Linked DNA regions of Mus musculus: regions 1 and 3 are each linked to region 2. Evidence: chromatin contacts called from ENCODE POLR2A ChIA-PET data. All regions are on one chromosome and are shown on one strand. Each heading gives the region's core, a stretch centred on a gene start or an enhancer-like site at or near the end of the contact. The rest is flanking DNA. Distances are from core to core; before and after follow the strand shown. Region 1 holds the start of Naglu (alpha-N-acetylglucosaminidase (Sanfilippo disease IIIB)). Region 2 holds the start of Stat3 (signal transducer and activator of transcription 3). Region 3 holds the start of Plekhh3 (pleckstrin homology domain containing, family H (with MyTH4 domain) member 3).

Evidence for each region. ChIA-PET counts read pairs that join two places held with the same protein, here RNA polymerase II (POLR2A).
Region 1: POLR2A ChIA-PET joins it to region 2 with 14 read pairs in Patski. The contact joins the promoter of Naglu here to the promoter of Stat3 in region 2. POLR2A ChIA-PET finds 5 or more read pairs at or near these places in 4 of 5 experiments (Patski and embryonic stem cell).
Region 3: POLR2A ChIA-PET joins it to region 2 with 14 read pairs in Patski. The contact joins the promoter of Plekhh3 here to the promoter of Stat3 in region 2. POLR2A ChIA-PET finds 5 or more read pairs at or near these places in 4 of 5 experiments (Patski and embryonic stem cell).

The regions. Positions count from the first base shown.
Region 1 is chr11:101,066,844-101,071,844 of GRCm38, reverse strand. Naglu (alpha-N-acetylglucosaminidase (Sanfilippo disease IIIB)) reads right to left here and starts at 1,751. Exons shown (of 6, transcript NM_013792.2): 1 at 1,344-1,751; 2 at 618-765. The coding sequence starts at 1,720.
Region 2 is chr11:100,937,040-100,941,689 of GRCm38, reverse strand. Stat3 (signal transducer and activator of transcription 3) reads left to right here and starts at 2,150. Exons shown (of 24, transcript NM_213659.3): 1 at 2,150-2,434. Gm46295 (a long non-coding RNA gene) reads right to left here and starts at 3,352. Exons shown (of 2, transcript XR_001780333.2): 1 at 3,204-3,352; 2 at 1,448-2,617.
Region 3 is chr11:101,168,358-101,173,333 of GRCm38, reverse strand. Plekhh3 (pleckstrin homology domain containing, family H (with MyTH4 domain) member 3) reads left to right here and starts at 1,962. Exons shown (of 13, transcript NM_001346769.1): 1 at 1,962-2,609; 2 at 4,637-4,692. The coding sequence starts at 2,448. It overlaps Ccr10 (chemokine (C-C motif) receptor 10), which reads left to right. Exons shown (of 2, transcript NM_007721.4): 2 at 1-336.

The DNA of each region.
Region 1 (5,001 bases), core at 502-3,001, 130 kb before region 2:
TTGCTCACCACCTCTCTGAGCTGGGGACTACTGCTACTAAGACAGATCTGGACCTCAGCCTACAGGGAGCTCACGGTCCAGGAAACAGCTCCATGTCTGTGGGATGGGTGACTCTCTGGGACACAAAGAGGCTTCCCTCAAACCACGGAGAGTCTCTGGCTCCCCCCCCCCCCCCCCCCCCCCCGTCATCCTTACTTAAGCTAGGGTCATCCGGGAAGAAGCAGCCTCCATTGACAAAATACCCCCATCCGATTGGCTTGAAGGCAATCCTGTGGGGGCACTTTCTTGACTGGTGACTGATATGGAAGGGCTCAGCCTATTGGGGGCTGTGCCATCCCTGAGCAGGTGGTTCTGGGTATATAAGAAAGACTGACCAAGTCAGGAAGCAAGCAGTGTTGCTCCAAAGTCTCTGCTTCAGTTCCTGCCTCCAGGTACCTGCCCTGATTGAGTTCCTGCCTTGGAACTCAATCTTGAATCTTCCTGCCTCTACCTGAGTCCTGGGATTACAGACATATACTGCCAGATACTTTGTCCCACCCTGGAAGGCCTCGGTTTCCCAGGGGCAGGGGTGTATGTAAGGCAGGCAGGAGAGTGTGAGGGGCCAGGTTGGCACAAACCCTTTGCCAGATGGCCTCCTGGCCATTCCAAGCCAGAGCCAGGTTGATGCCATTCAGTGCCATCCAGTCAATCTCTTGCTCCCAACGGGCCCAGTCCCACCACACGAAGGAGTAGCTGTGCGTGCACACATTCTGGTAATAGCGGTACCTGCGGGTAGGGGCACATTATTGGGGACATATGGGATGCCTCACTCACCCCTCTGGAACACTTCAGAGGCAGCCAGAGGCAGCTACTAACCCCAACACAGTACGCATACAGGACAGTGGGCAAAGGTTTCAATGTGCCTCCTCTCCTGCTCATTCCAAATCCACCTCGGGTGAAGCTGGAACTTCCCGCAGACCTCCCTAGCTAGTAGCTATTGTGAATACATAACTTCATTTTTATTCAACATGCCCAGAGCTCCTGCTGTGCATCCTGTGGTGTCTTAGGGTGTCAGTGCCATAAGGCAAAATTGGTCTCTCTCATGAAGAGGGCTCACAGTTCCTATAGTTTGTCATTATTTCCAGCAGTGGGGGCTGGGAAGCTAAATGATTTGGCTCAAGAATATACAGCTAGAGGGGAGCCAAGATTTGAAGGCACAGATCCCCGAGCCAGCACTTCCTTCTCAGTCTCCAGGCGAGTCTGTAGCTGCAGCCCCGACTTAGGTGTGCTGGTCCTCACCAACGGTGGCTGTCCCGAGGCTGCAGGCAGCTGCCCCAGCCGTCTGGGACCCACAGCATCAATACCTGTTGGGCGTGGTTTCGGTCAGCCCGTCGGGCACAGCGGGCAGCGGCCACGGCAGGTGCAGCTGAGCGCTGGACCAGGCCACCTGACAGCCACAGAAGTCACGCAGGTAGCGGTGCAGCCCCGCGGCTGCCGCCACGCCCGTGGAGCCGCGCACAAGCACTGGCACCCCGCCGCCGCCGCTCAGGCTGTAGGTGTCCAGGCCCGACTCGTCCGCCAGCGCGCGCTCCACGGACACCAAGAAATTGGCCGCCGGCCCGGGTCCCAGTAGCCGGACCACCAGTTCCCGCACGGCCTTTGCCTCCCGAGCCTCATCACCCACAGAGCCCCCAGCCAGGAGTAGGAACCCCAGAATCACGGCCAGCCCCGCGGCTTCCATGATGCCAACCGCGCGGCCGCTGCCCCCTCACAACCAATACCAAGCTCCGGGCCCGCGGGGCAGGGCTGCCAGCATCCAATCGGCTGCCGACCTCGGGCCACGTGACCTGAAGGTTGGCTCCTGCTACCCGCCCGGAGAACCTGGTTTCCGGACTCAGACACTGGTCAGGGTCTGCTGACCGCGCTCGTGGCTGGAGGGTGCGTGACCCTATGAAACATCCTCGGCCCGATGAGACGCTGCGCATGCCCAAGCCCTTTCAGATTCGGCCCTCTTTCTTCCGCAAGTCACTTCCCTTCCAAATATCTAGCCACTCTTTTAAGCGACGAGAATTGAAGCCAGCCAAGACTTGGCTCTACCACTAAGCTATATTCTAACCCCTCATCTAATAAATGTGTATTTGGATTTTATTTCGTATCAGACTGTTGTTTATATTAGAGAAGTCTCAGTTGTCATTTCTGGCTAAAGATCTGGAAACCAAATAAGGATTTCTCTGGGTGAGAAGATAGCTCAGTGGATAAAGCGCTTGCACCTGAGGACATTCATTTGAATTGGCAGAATCCACATAAAGCTGTCCCAGCATTGGGAGGCTGCAATCCCAGTGCTCCCGGGAGATGAGCGCTGGAGACAGCTGCCCTGATGTATAAAGTGACAGATGGGGAAGAGACCTTATCTTAAGGTAGAAGGTAACACCCGAGATTGTCCTCTATTGACAGCAAAACCCACAACTCTCGCTTCAAAAGGACTGAGAGCTTATTCTGAAGCCCAATATGAATGACCATGGCCCTGGAACAGTTTTAGGTCAACCCAGTTTCCATGTTCCAATGTGGAAATAATTTGAAGTTTTTATAGTAATGGAGCACATATCAAAACACTTTTTTGAATAGATTGGTGGAGACATCAGAAGTGGGTTATAGTGAATCTGGGAATCAGTTGCAGGCTTCAGATAACATTCTTAGCTTCCAGGATGCTGGAAGCTGGTGGTCTGTTAAATTAATGCATTTCAAAGGAAAACTCGTGTTCAGTACGTTCAAAAAAAAAAAAAAAAAAAAAAGACTTACCCATTGTCATAAAGCTGTTAGAAGTTACCTGGTGCGTTTCCTTCTATGAAGTGATGACAAATGATAACCAACAAAGAATGGCAAGGTGAACCAACACCATCTGGCAGTGTCTACTGTCCCTTGGGCTATATTTATGTCTTTTTAAAAGAAACATCATGTGTTTTCTCAAGTATATGCTCTGGTAAAACATCATATCCACCCCCCCCCCTTTTAGGCTGTCTCTAGAAGAACATCATGTGTCTATTCTTAGCAAATCATCTTTTCATGGGTCTGCTTTAGCCAAAACATCTCTCATAAGACAGTTTTTAGAAAAACATTACATGACACAAAGGAGTCTTCAAAGAAACCAGAAATTTTGACTTCAGACCAAACTATAGACAAATCGATGTTCCTTTACCAATTCATTTTCTAATTTCTTCTTGTTGTTTTGAGACAAAATCTCATTCTATAGACTGGGTTGACCTCGAAGCCAAAGTAAACTTCCTGCCCCAGAATCTCAAATTCCTGTGATTATAGGTACACCTATTTTTTTTTCTTAGAACAGGGGAATTGTGGTAGCTTTATGGACTTGTGTGCTGACAGTAGTTTGAGCCAAGGAGTTTAAGACCAGTATGAACAAGAGCAAACCTCAAAAAAATGGTGGTGGTGGTGGGGGCAGAGTGAGATGGCTCAGCAGACAAATGCACTTGCCACAAAACCTGACAACCCGAATTTAGTCCCTGGGACCCAGGGGAAGGAAGAGGAGGAAGGAAAATGATCCTTAGAAGTTGTCCTCTGACCTCCACATACCAGTCACGGCATGTGCACAGGTGCACTAGAGTGGGGTACTAATGAACGAATTAACTAACTAACTGTCTATGGGTGTGTTGTCCCCGTATATATATGTCTATATACCACAAATGACTGCAAGGCCAGAAAAGGGCTACAGATCCTCTGGGACCTGAATTACAGAGGCTTGTGAGGCACCATGTGGGTGCCAGGAATAGATTCCAGGTTCTCTGGAAGATGAGCAGCCAGTGCTCTTAAATATTAAACCATCTCTTCTTTAGTCACTCCACTCCCACACCATTTTTTTTTTTTGAGACAAGGTGTCACCAAGCAGCTCTGGGTACCACTGTGTACAGGCTGGCTTTGATTCCACAGAGCTCTGCTTCCCAAGTGTTGAGATTGAGAGCATGTGTCACTAGCTGGGCAGCAATGGTGGTCGCCCTTAATACCAGCACTCAAGAGGCAGAGACAGGCGGATCTCTGAGATCCAGGCCAGCCAGAGCAAGTTCCAGGACAGCAAGGAGTACCCAGTGAAACCCTGTCTCGAAAAACAAAATAAAAACCAAAAACCAAAAAGTGTGCCATGGGGTTTTGTTGCTGTTGGTTTTGCCCCTGTTTGTTTCTTCTTTTCTTTTCTTTCTTTTTTTTTTTCTTTTTCCTTTTTTGATTTCATTAAATAGACCTGCTTGCCTGGAAGTTTCTATGTAGATGAAGTTGACCTCAAATTTGCTAGTTCTCTTGCCACTGCTTCCTGGGTGCTGGCACAGATACAACTCACTTTCACCATCTGCCTTGAGTACCTTTTGAGCCTTCTAGTGTGTGACAGCTGTTACCACTCTTTCACTAATGTGTGAAGTAAGCTGGCTGGGTCTCAGTTTGTTCTCCAGCTCTGGTTTGTTGTTGTTGTTTGGTTTTTGTCTCTGACCATCCTGTCCCTCTGCCTTTGCACTCCAGAACAATCCCAGAATTCTTTCTGCCCTGCCCTGAAAAGCCTGCTACAACCTTAATTAACCATTTGGTGTGAAGAATGAGACATTCTTTCCCTGTGTGGCCACCAGGGGGCAGCCTACACCCAGCACATGATTTGGGCAGGCTGAGCGCTGCCCCTGCAGGTGGGTCATTGCTTCCAGGAGACCTGCGGCTGCCATCTCTAAAGCTTGTTCCAGGATCTCAGGATGGCGTCTGGAAATTGTAGAGGAAAAAGAACACGCCCCTTAGAAACAGGCCCAACGGAGCCTGCTCCTCACCCCTAACTTTCCACACATTCCAGCCCAGGCCATCCCATCTTCAGCGGGCTGGAGGAAACCGGAAGCTTCGGGATTCTGAGAACTCAGCCTCGCTAAGGACTCTGCTCTCCCCCGACTCTGATCAGCCCCACTGAGGAGCCATTTCTTTCCGAGGAAGTCTTAGTCCTCTCCCTTTACTTCCATGATTCAGATTCTATACTGTGGTGGT
Region 2 (4,650 bases), core at 901-3,400:
ATTCTTCTCGCCAGAAATTAATAACGATATCTATCTTTAGGGAAATAGACTGATGGAGGAAGAAGGTGAAGATTTTTATTAAAAAAATTTCAACCTAGCTGGGCAGTGGTGGCACACGTCTTTAATCCCAGCACTTGGGCAGCAAGAGGCAGGTGTGTATCTCTAAGAGTTTGAAGCCAGACTGGTCTTCAAACTGAGTTTCAGGTCAGCCAAAGCTACACAGAGAAACCCTGTCTCGAGAAACAAACAGACATGGCTGGAGAGATGGCTCCGTAGTTAAGAGCACTGCTCTTCCAGAGGTCCTAAGTTCAGTTCCCAGTTACCATATTGTGGCTCACAACCATCTGTAGTGGGCATCTGACGCCCTCTTCTGGTGTGTCTGAAGTATATAGCTACAGTGTACTCATATAAATAAACAAATCTTTAAAAACAGAAAAATCTGCAGCCTTCCACAGGTGTGGGAGGAATGTTTTCAATCTCAGCTCACTCAGGAGATAGAGGCTGGAAAAAAATCTCTGAGATCCTAAGATCCTGTCTCAAGAAAACAGGATACTAGTAAGAAAACAAAAACCTGAAGTTTCCTGAACTGTGTATATTAGCTGTGTTTTAAAATATACCATTGGGGGATTATCTTTGTGGAGAGGTAACAGCCCCTTGTAGATTTTAGATTTTTATCTTTATCTCTCTTTGTGCTAATCACCAGCAATACAAACACCAATAGGTGTACTTGTAAGTCCCTACCATCACATATACATACAAATCACTGCAGTACGCAGAGTTCATTCTCTATGACAGAAAGCCAAGCATATACACGTACCATGAACTGCTGATTCCAACTCAGTAAAATCTGTACTCCCAACATACAAGACGTGAAATAGGTCAGATAATTTCAAGAGCGTCAAGACCCCCCCCAAAAGACTAAATGGATGTTACTCCTAACTCCTGCCACTCTAGTTAAGCAGTAGTGGGAAAGTGTGGAAGAACTGGTTTGTCTCAATTGGACATTTAAGTTTAATGGTGAAAGACTAGTTAATGTTAACAATGAATCCTAAAATCATCAGAATATTTTATGGGCTTTCTCTCTGTGTGTGTTAGCTTCAGTTCTTAAAATTAAGTGCCTAATTAAAAGTGATTTAATTTTGTCTGCACGTTTTTCTGCACAAGGTGTGTGTCTTTGCTGCGGGCAGAGGCCTGAGGAGGGCTTCAGATCCCCCCCCCCCCCCCAGACCCCAGAGTGGAGTTACAAATGGCTAAGAGCCATCTTGTGGGATGCTGGAACTTGAACTTGAATTTTTACCAGGATCAGCCTGGCAGTCCCCTTAACTTAGGCATCCCTCTAGCTCCTAAAATAAGTACCTTTTAATGGAAACAAGTTGGTCAAAACTATCTTTCAGAATTTCAAGACCCAGTATAACAGTTTAAAAAAAAAAGAACTCAGACACACGTGGAAATGGCAAGTACTGTGTATTCGTGTCAGCTGTCATGCATAGGCTCTCTGCATTTCTGTGAGCTGACCAATCAGCCTTGCTGTTGAGATTCAGGTTTGAAATGGTGGAACAGAGAACCGGGTTATAGCCACTATTCTCCCCCACGCAATCTAGTAATTACTCTATTTCCACGTCATATTTCCGGGTGTATGCCCATAATCACGCAGAACTGAAGTTCAGAGCAGCCAGGAGTTGCCCATGTTCTTTTTTGATGTCTCCACAAACCCAAATGCTTAAGTGGGGTGACACCTGGGGACCGCCTAAGTGGCTGATTCCCACGTGGTAAGGAGCTCACAAACTCGCCCCCACGTGGTGCCAAGGGCCGGGAAAAGGGAGAGCGGGCAGAAGCGAGCCGTATCAGGGCATTTAAAGTGTCTTGACGTCACGCACTGCCAGGAACTCAGCTGAGTTTTCAGCAGGACATTCCGCTAATGTCTCCTCCCTCCCCCCGGGCTTTTTTGTAAGCTAGGCCTCTGCGCGTCCCTTGGTCGCGGAGGGAGGAGCACAAAGCTCTCAGAACAGCCAACTCAGGGAGGTGTGCCCAGAGCTCTCGACCCCGCCTTCTCTCCTAGAGGCGTTTTTCATTGGTTAGTGGGCGGGGCTTAGGAAGTACAGCGCTCGCCCGGAGGCCTCAGGGTGGCCTAGCCAGCTGGCCATTCCTTAATTATGCATGGAGGCGTGTCTTGGCCAGTGGCGGCTGGGTGGGGATTGGCTGGAGGGGCTGTAATTCAGCGGTTTCCGGAGCTGCAGTGTAGACAGGGAGGGGGAACCTGGGGTTCCGACGTCGCGGCGGAGGGAACGAGCCCTAACCGGATCGCTGAGGTACAACCCCGCTCGGTGTCGCCTGACCGCGTCGGCTAGGAGAGGCCAGGCGGCCCTCGGGAGCCCAGCAGCTCGCGCCTGGAGTCAGCGCAGGCCGGCCAGTCGGGCCTCAGCCCCGGAGACAGGTGAAGGGGGTGCAGGGTGGGGCCACCTCCCCGACGGCACGGGGGACGGCATGGGGGACCCCACGGTTCGTCAGCTGTGGGGGTGCTTAGAGCTGTGAATGGACACTTACATGGGGCAGGAGGATAGGAGGAGACACACAGGGTCGTCCCGGCGGCACTGACGTCCGGATGACAGGAACCAGCCTGGGAAAGGAAGGGACGCTGTAAGTTTCGAGGGGGAGATGCGGAGAGAGAGTGGGGAGTTCTGGGGGGTGTAGGACCGTGGGGGGGAGGACATTCTAGGCTGAGGGTAACAGAACTGACAGAAGCGGCCCTCCTGTGACTGCTCCCGGAGGCTAGGGACGTTCGGGCCACCAGAGCCACTGCCACTCAGGTGGAGATCATTGGGGTGGAGGCGTTAGAAGGAGCCTCCTTCCTGCCCCTGTGCTGGGCCTGGCCGTTCCTTGCCTAGCCACTTTCTTTGCCTTGCTCCCGTTCCTTCTGTAGTCAGCTGTACCCACTTAGGAGGTGGGAACTGTTGTGTCTCTCCTCCTGCCTCTCCGCCCCTCCCCCTCCCCCTCCCCCCCCCCCCCCAGCCTCTGGGACTGGCTAGATTTTTTTCTTAAGAATCAGATTTCCTATAGAAAATTGACAAACTTGTATCCTTTCTAAATTCTCTCCCATCTCTTTCTGTGTTAAGCTATGATTTCCCCCACCTTGTTAAGAACACTTTTTTTTTTCCCAATTCAAAATAAATCCCTGGCCAAACCAGCTCTAAAGAGCAACAAACCTCTTTCCTCTTTGACATTGTTCTCTCATAAACACCTGGTAAACTCGACGAGACGATAAATAATTGAGCCATTGCATTTACTGGATCGTGGTGTTGCTTAATTGCACAGGCCAGGGTGAGCCAATCAAGAGTGGGAGTTTTCTGTCTCATAGCCAAGCTCTTGTGTAAAAGCAGAAGCTAGGGAAACAAAGACAGGCTGGCCTTGGCTGAGTTCTGTGTGTAAACTTTACCTGTTGGGGGGTGTGTGGCTATAAATTGGTAAGTTGGCAAAATCCAGACTGTTGCTCAAGTCACTTTTTTCATACCTGGTCCACATCCCTCGGTTGTATCAATTGATGTGTGTATGGGTACTGTCAGTGCTTATTCAGTTTCCTTATTCAGAGTGTGTGTAGTTTATACCTGCTGTTTACTACAGTGCTTATTTGTGTATGCATTGTGAATGTTGGGCTGTCAGTGTAGGTGCAGCATGGACGTGAATATATTAAAGCAATAAATCACTTCTATCTTCTTTTTAATGTGGAATTAGACTGTTAGGATTTGAGCCAGCCATTTTTTCTCTTTTTATATTAAATAATGTCTATGTTCCTTGAGGAAACATGTTTGTTTCATTATTGCATGTGCCGGACCAGAACACTAAGCGGGATCTTTTAATTTTTTTTTAGTTTTAGACTTTATTTATCTTTGTTCTATGTGTATGAGTGTTTTGCCTGCATGCACGTCTGTGCCAGTGTGTGCCCAGTGCCCTAGGTGGCCAGAAGAGGACATCAGAGCTTCTGGAACTAGTGACAGATGGTTGTGATCCACCACCTGGGTCCTGGGAATCAAACCTAGGGCTTTTGGGGAGAACCACTGGGAAGAGAATCTGGAATAATAATAATGAAAATGTTGGAGTGTTTGTTCTTAGTGTTAGCACACTCCCCACAAAGAACCATTAGCAGATTCATGAATCTTTTATTTTCATCTGTAGTTCATCGGGACAAATAACCACTTAGAGATAATCCTCAGTTATGAGGCTCTCGATAGGGGCTGAGAGATAGCTAGGTGGCTCACTGAATGCTAACCTCATTTTGTAGATAAGGAAATTGAGGCCAATAGGCCTAGACACTTGCCTTAAGGCATCGTGAGTTACAATGGTTTAACGTCTGCCTTTTACATATTTCTTGGTCCATGCTTAAGTATTCAGTTTCAATTTAGAGTGAGTATGTTCCCTGTTGAGAAGTATCAGAGAAAATCTGAATAATGAAACATTGGCAGCTGAAAGCCAAAGTAACTGTTCTGTGTCTCACCCTCTCTCCTCCCTCTCCCCCCTCTCTCCTTTCCCCTCCCCCTTCCCCCTCTCTCCCTCTCCTGTTAGCATAATTTACTGTCAAACTTCAGCTATTTTTTTAATGGAGATGTTTAGGCAAATTTTAGCTAAAGGGCGGCTGTGACCTCAATGACATTTCAG
Region 3 (4,976 bases), core at 713-3,212, 230 kb before region 2:
GCTAAAGCTTTGAGTACTGACACGCCCTATGCTTCACTCGGTCTCTGCCAACCGAGGTGAGGTGGGAAAGCTGCCAGGTGAGGAGGGGCGGGGTTTCTCCTCGGGAGTCAGTGTAAGAAAGGGCTTTCTAATAACCCTATCGCTATCCAGTAGTGGCTGCTTTAGCAAGTACCTAGATCCCAGCGTGTGAAATGTATGGGGTGATGCTGTCCCCAGCTGTACGTGCGTGGGTCTGGTAGAGGCTGGAGGCAAGAGATTCTAGTTTGGGGTAGGTTTTTGGATCCCTTCTAAAGTCCTGCTGTGCAAAGAAAAACGCTAATTAAAAAGTTGAGTCTGATGGTGTGTGGACTGGATACCTGTAGCCCCAGCCACTCCAGAGGTTGAGACAGGAAGATCAATAATAATAACAATATCCTGCCTAAGAAGAAATAGAAAAATGTCAAGGTGGACTTTTCTACCTAGGATATATATATATATATATATATATATATATATATATATATATATGAATGAGGGGGATTGCAATTTGCAAATTTTCCGAGAGGTGTTACTGGGCCTGAGCTCAGAGTGTGGGGCGCTTGCCCACTCTGATTATTTCCCCTCGGGGATCAAGCCAAAGGAAATGAGCATAGCTTGCCAGGAAAGGGGAGGTTAGATATCAGACAGAACTCTCCAGCAGGCAAGTGTCTAGGATCTTGAAGAGGAAGGGAGGTTATAGTTGTGGTCTGGCCCTCAGAAATCTCAGCATACACCACTTCAATCTGGAAGTACCATAAGGATGGCTTCTAGAGATGGTGCATTGATTTCTGGTCCTTGCTTTGCACAACTGCCAGGATTGTGCTCCAATGAGACAGTTCTTCCCAGTTTAGAATTCGGTCAGCAAAGTCAGACCACCGCTCCAGCCTGGAGTCTAGGGGCAAAAAGGGCGTGGCGTCCCTAGGGAGGCGTTGGCCTGAAGTCTGCACTTCGTCCAGCCTAGCCTAGCCCAGCCCGGCTAGTCGTGTGTCCTAGAGCCTCTGGCGGTGTAAAAGACTTAAAAATTTGGCCTCTTGGAGTCAGAAACGAGGAGAAGCTCGAAAACTGCGCAGATCCTCCAAGAGGCGCACACTACCCACCGGAGCGGACCTGGAACCCTCCGCCCGTAACCGCGGGAATCGCCGCTGAGTCAGCAACGCGCTCGAGTATGTGCGCGCTCCCACTGTCTAAGCTGTAGCGCGAACCCCGCCCTGTATTCTTTAGCGCCCTTGTTAACCCCTTCTTGTTCAGAAATGCAGCATAGTCGCCCTGAGAGGCCTCTGATCTATTGATTTTCTTAAACCACAGAATCCCCGAGCATGCCAAACCACTCTCCCCATTCCAGTTCAATGCCCTGTAAATTCACTTTTATTTCAGATCTTTGTCTGAGGCTTCCAGGAGTTCCTTTCTCAGCTTTTTCATCTCAAAAGTGGAGGTGGCTAAGATCTAAATCTGGACCCTTTTAACTCCAAGGATGGAGCTGCCTTTGCAGCTAGCTAACTCTCTCACACGCAGGTGTGGAATGCCTTGAAGGTAGTAAGGCTCTTTGTAGGGATTCCAAGATGTGACAGGTAATCACAGGTCAATAGCCTAGCTTCCTTCCAGCTTTATGCCCTTCCTTTTCCAGACCTTCGAAAAGGGTTTTTTAATTTGCTGCTTGGTGAGCCAAGAGTTAAAACAAGAGCACGAAGGCGGTCCTACGTGACGCCACAGACACCCCGTGTCCGACCTCAGAAGCTCCCTCCCCAGTCCCCCCCCCCCCCGCCCCTCCCTACTGTCACTCAGCCAGAGACACATGATGCAACCCGCCGCGGTTTCAAGCTTGGGATTGGTCTCCCTGACCGGCGCCAGGAACAATGATTGGGCAGAGGAGGCTGTGACGCAACGTAGACCCTACCCTGTGAAGAAGGGAGGAGAAAAAGAACAGGGAAGGCGGAGGGAAGGAGGGGGGGCAGAGAGGGAGGCGGGGTCTGGGAACTCTGCCCGCGCCCCCAACGCGCCAGTCCCGGGGCTGCAGGGAGCGCAGCGCGCGCCGCCCGGGCCCCGGCCACCGGACGCCCTACCGGACACCACCCTCCTTGGAGCTTGGACAACCGCCCACCACGATTGCTGCACCAGACACTGCTCCTACAGAGCTGGACACTACAACGAACACTACTTCCCAGCTCCGGACATTGCTCCCGGCTCCCTTCCCCCGGCCCTGGACGCTATCTCCCCCCTCCTCTGCCCGGGCCCAGACAGCGAGCCCCCAGCGGGCTCTGGTGATAGTCCTTTTGCACCTCAGCGCTGGACACTGCCTCCTTCCGGCCCCCTTCTTTCCTCTCGTCACACCTCTTCTCTACCCAGTTCGGGTCGGAGTACCTCCAGTTTCTCAGATTCCCTGCTGCTCAGGCAACACTGCCTGCGCCCCCATTCCCAGGCTGCTCGCCCGGATGCCTCTCCCCGGGGGATTGTGGTGGCTTCTCTGCTGCCGTCGAGGCTTCACTCTTCTGCACCGGGACTACGGGGACGGCGAGCTTAGCGGGGACGGGGACGAAGACGAGGACGACGAGACCTTTGAGCTAAGGACCCCGAGTCCAGCGGGCGGCGGGAGGGTAAGTCTACAGGGATTTAGAACCGAGTTCAATCTTTCTCACTACAACCGGCCGTCACGCCTGAGCCTGCTCCATACTTGGGCCAAACGCAGTCCTCTTGGCCAACTGCAAATGTGGGGGAGATTCTTGTCTGAGGGCCAGAGCCCCGGGAGCTCCAGGGGCAAGTAGCCCTACTAGGGATGCGCCTGTGGGCTTCGCGCTGCACACAAGGCGCTGTCCACCTGCTGGGGGCCCTGAGGCAGAGGAGGCGTCACGCGTGGCCCAACCTGGCCCTGCCTCTCCCTTCCCTGCCGGGCCCGCGTCCCATCCCGTCTCCTTCCGCCTCCGCCAGAGCCAAGGAATGTGGCGAGGCCGGCTGGGCGGCTGGAACGCCTGGGTTCGCTCTGCTCTCAGTTCAAGAGCACTGGGGCCAGATGCGGGAGCTCCCACCGCAGTATCCTGGGCGAGGGCAAAAAGACATCCTAGAATTGGGGTCTGCATCAGGGACCCCACAAAGAAAAGGCTCGGGACGATGGCCCTTTGAGGACTTCTCATTATTCCGCCACTTAAGACAGAACTCTCTGCCTTCTCTGGTGAGGTTCCTGGGAAACCAGAGGGAATGGGTGAGGGTGACTTGGTGGCTGAAAATTTTTTTTAATCAAATCTCCTTTGGGAGAGAGACACTCAGGCACAGTTGGTGTGTAAGACCTCCATCTTTCGAGGAGACCTCTCTCACGTCCTTACCCACCAGAGGCAACCAGGCTTCTGTGTGCTGTGGCCTGGGTCCAGCTCCCATTTCCCCCCAACCCCGCTCAGGGGTCCCCAGCAAGTCCGGTGGCTCCATTCCTGGGTGGGGCGGGCGGCACCGCAGCCAGTGCAGGCGCCAGCACCTGGCGAGGCAGAGGGCAGATAAATATAGAGGGGAGGAGGAGGGAAGCAAGGGACTGAGATTAGGGGAGTTGTGGGGGGTGGGGTGGGGTGGGATCAGTACCTGCCCTCTGGTAGAGGGGTGGATAGCCCCACTCAGAACCTCCAGAAAAGAAACGGGTAGGCTCCCAGGGAAAGAGTGGGACCTGGGAGTCCCCAAGTTTCCCGCATGGATAGGATCCCTGTCAGATAGGCCATGGCCTCCCTCGTGCCCCACCTCCACCCCCTCCTAGGAGCTCAGGGACAGGTGTCCCTGGTCCTCCTCCCCCAACCCTCCTCCTGGCTTTAGCAGCCTGGGCGCAATGGGACCATGGCACAGTTCCTGTCTAGCTAGCTTGGCTCCGGGTTGATTTTGACCAACCTCAGACCCCAGGTTACAATTGAAGTTCCTAAGCAGGGGTTTGTGTATGAGAAGGGCAAAATTCCAAACCACCCTTGGTCTGAAGAGTATGCGCTTAGCAGCCTCTTGTCCTCCTGAGCCCCGGCAAGGGGGTAGTGTGTCCATTTCCTCCGGGACATTTGCAGAGTAACACACAAAGCTCTTAGAGAACATCTTCTATAAAAGAGTCCCTCTTCCCCTTCAGTCAACCCTGTAAACCACCCTTGCCCAGTCTTGGGTCCTGCTCTTTCCCTGAGAGCCCATCTTCTTCTTCCCTGGAGGTTCTGAGCAAGGAAGTCGGGGGAGGGTGTAAAGGAAAAAAATTGAAGAGGCTTCCATGGGTAGAAGGTACTTCATCACATCTCCAGTTTGAAAAATGGAGAAACTATGCCCCAGAGATGGGAGGGGACTTTTGCAAGGTATGGCAGGTGCTAAGTGGTCCAGCCTCTATCAGTGGAACCCAGGTTTCCTGACTCCCAGCCCACCCCCACCCCCACGGTTGCATTTTCAAGGGGTTAATGGATATAAGTCTAGAGCTTGTAGCTCCTGGGCATTTTCTAATGGTCCACAGAGACTTGTATGTAGAAGGGACAATCCCAGAGTGGCTCAGGCCCTTCCTGCCCGGTCACGGTCGGACTTCGGACACTCCTTCCTCAATCTAATGAGTGATGTCCTGGGCTCATTTGAAACCATTGGTGCTAGGGGTCAAGGCCTCTGAGTGTATTCTTGCTTATCTCCCTAGGGTTCCCTGGACGTTACTCTGACTCAGCCAACAAGGAATGGGCCCATCTCAGACAGGTGAGCTTCTACTCTGAGTCTCTTAGTTTGGATACTGCAGCTAGTTCTCAGGACCCCCTTCCTTGCATCTTCCCTCCCAAAGTTGTGCAATAAGGGAGAGGCCTTGTGCTGCCGGACGCTGTGGTTTGGCTGGGGTCCCGGGGGGGCGCGGTCCAGCCGGGGGCGCGGGGAGGAAGGGGGGGTCCTAGTTATTTCTGGTGCAAGGTCAGAACGGCTCCGCGGTTCCCACAGCCTGGAGGATGGGTGCCCAGCTTGGGAGCATGTACCCCTTGTAGTTTGGGGAA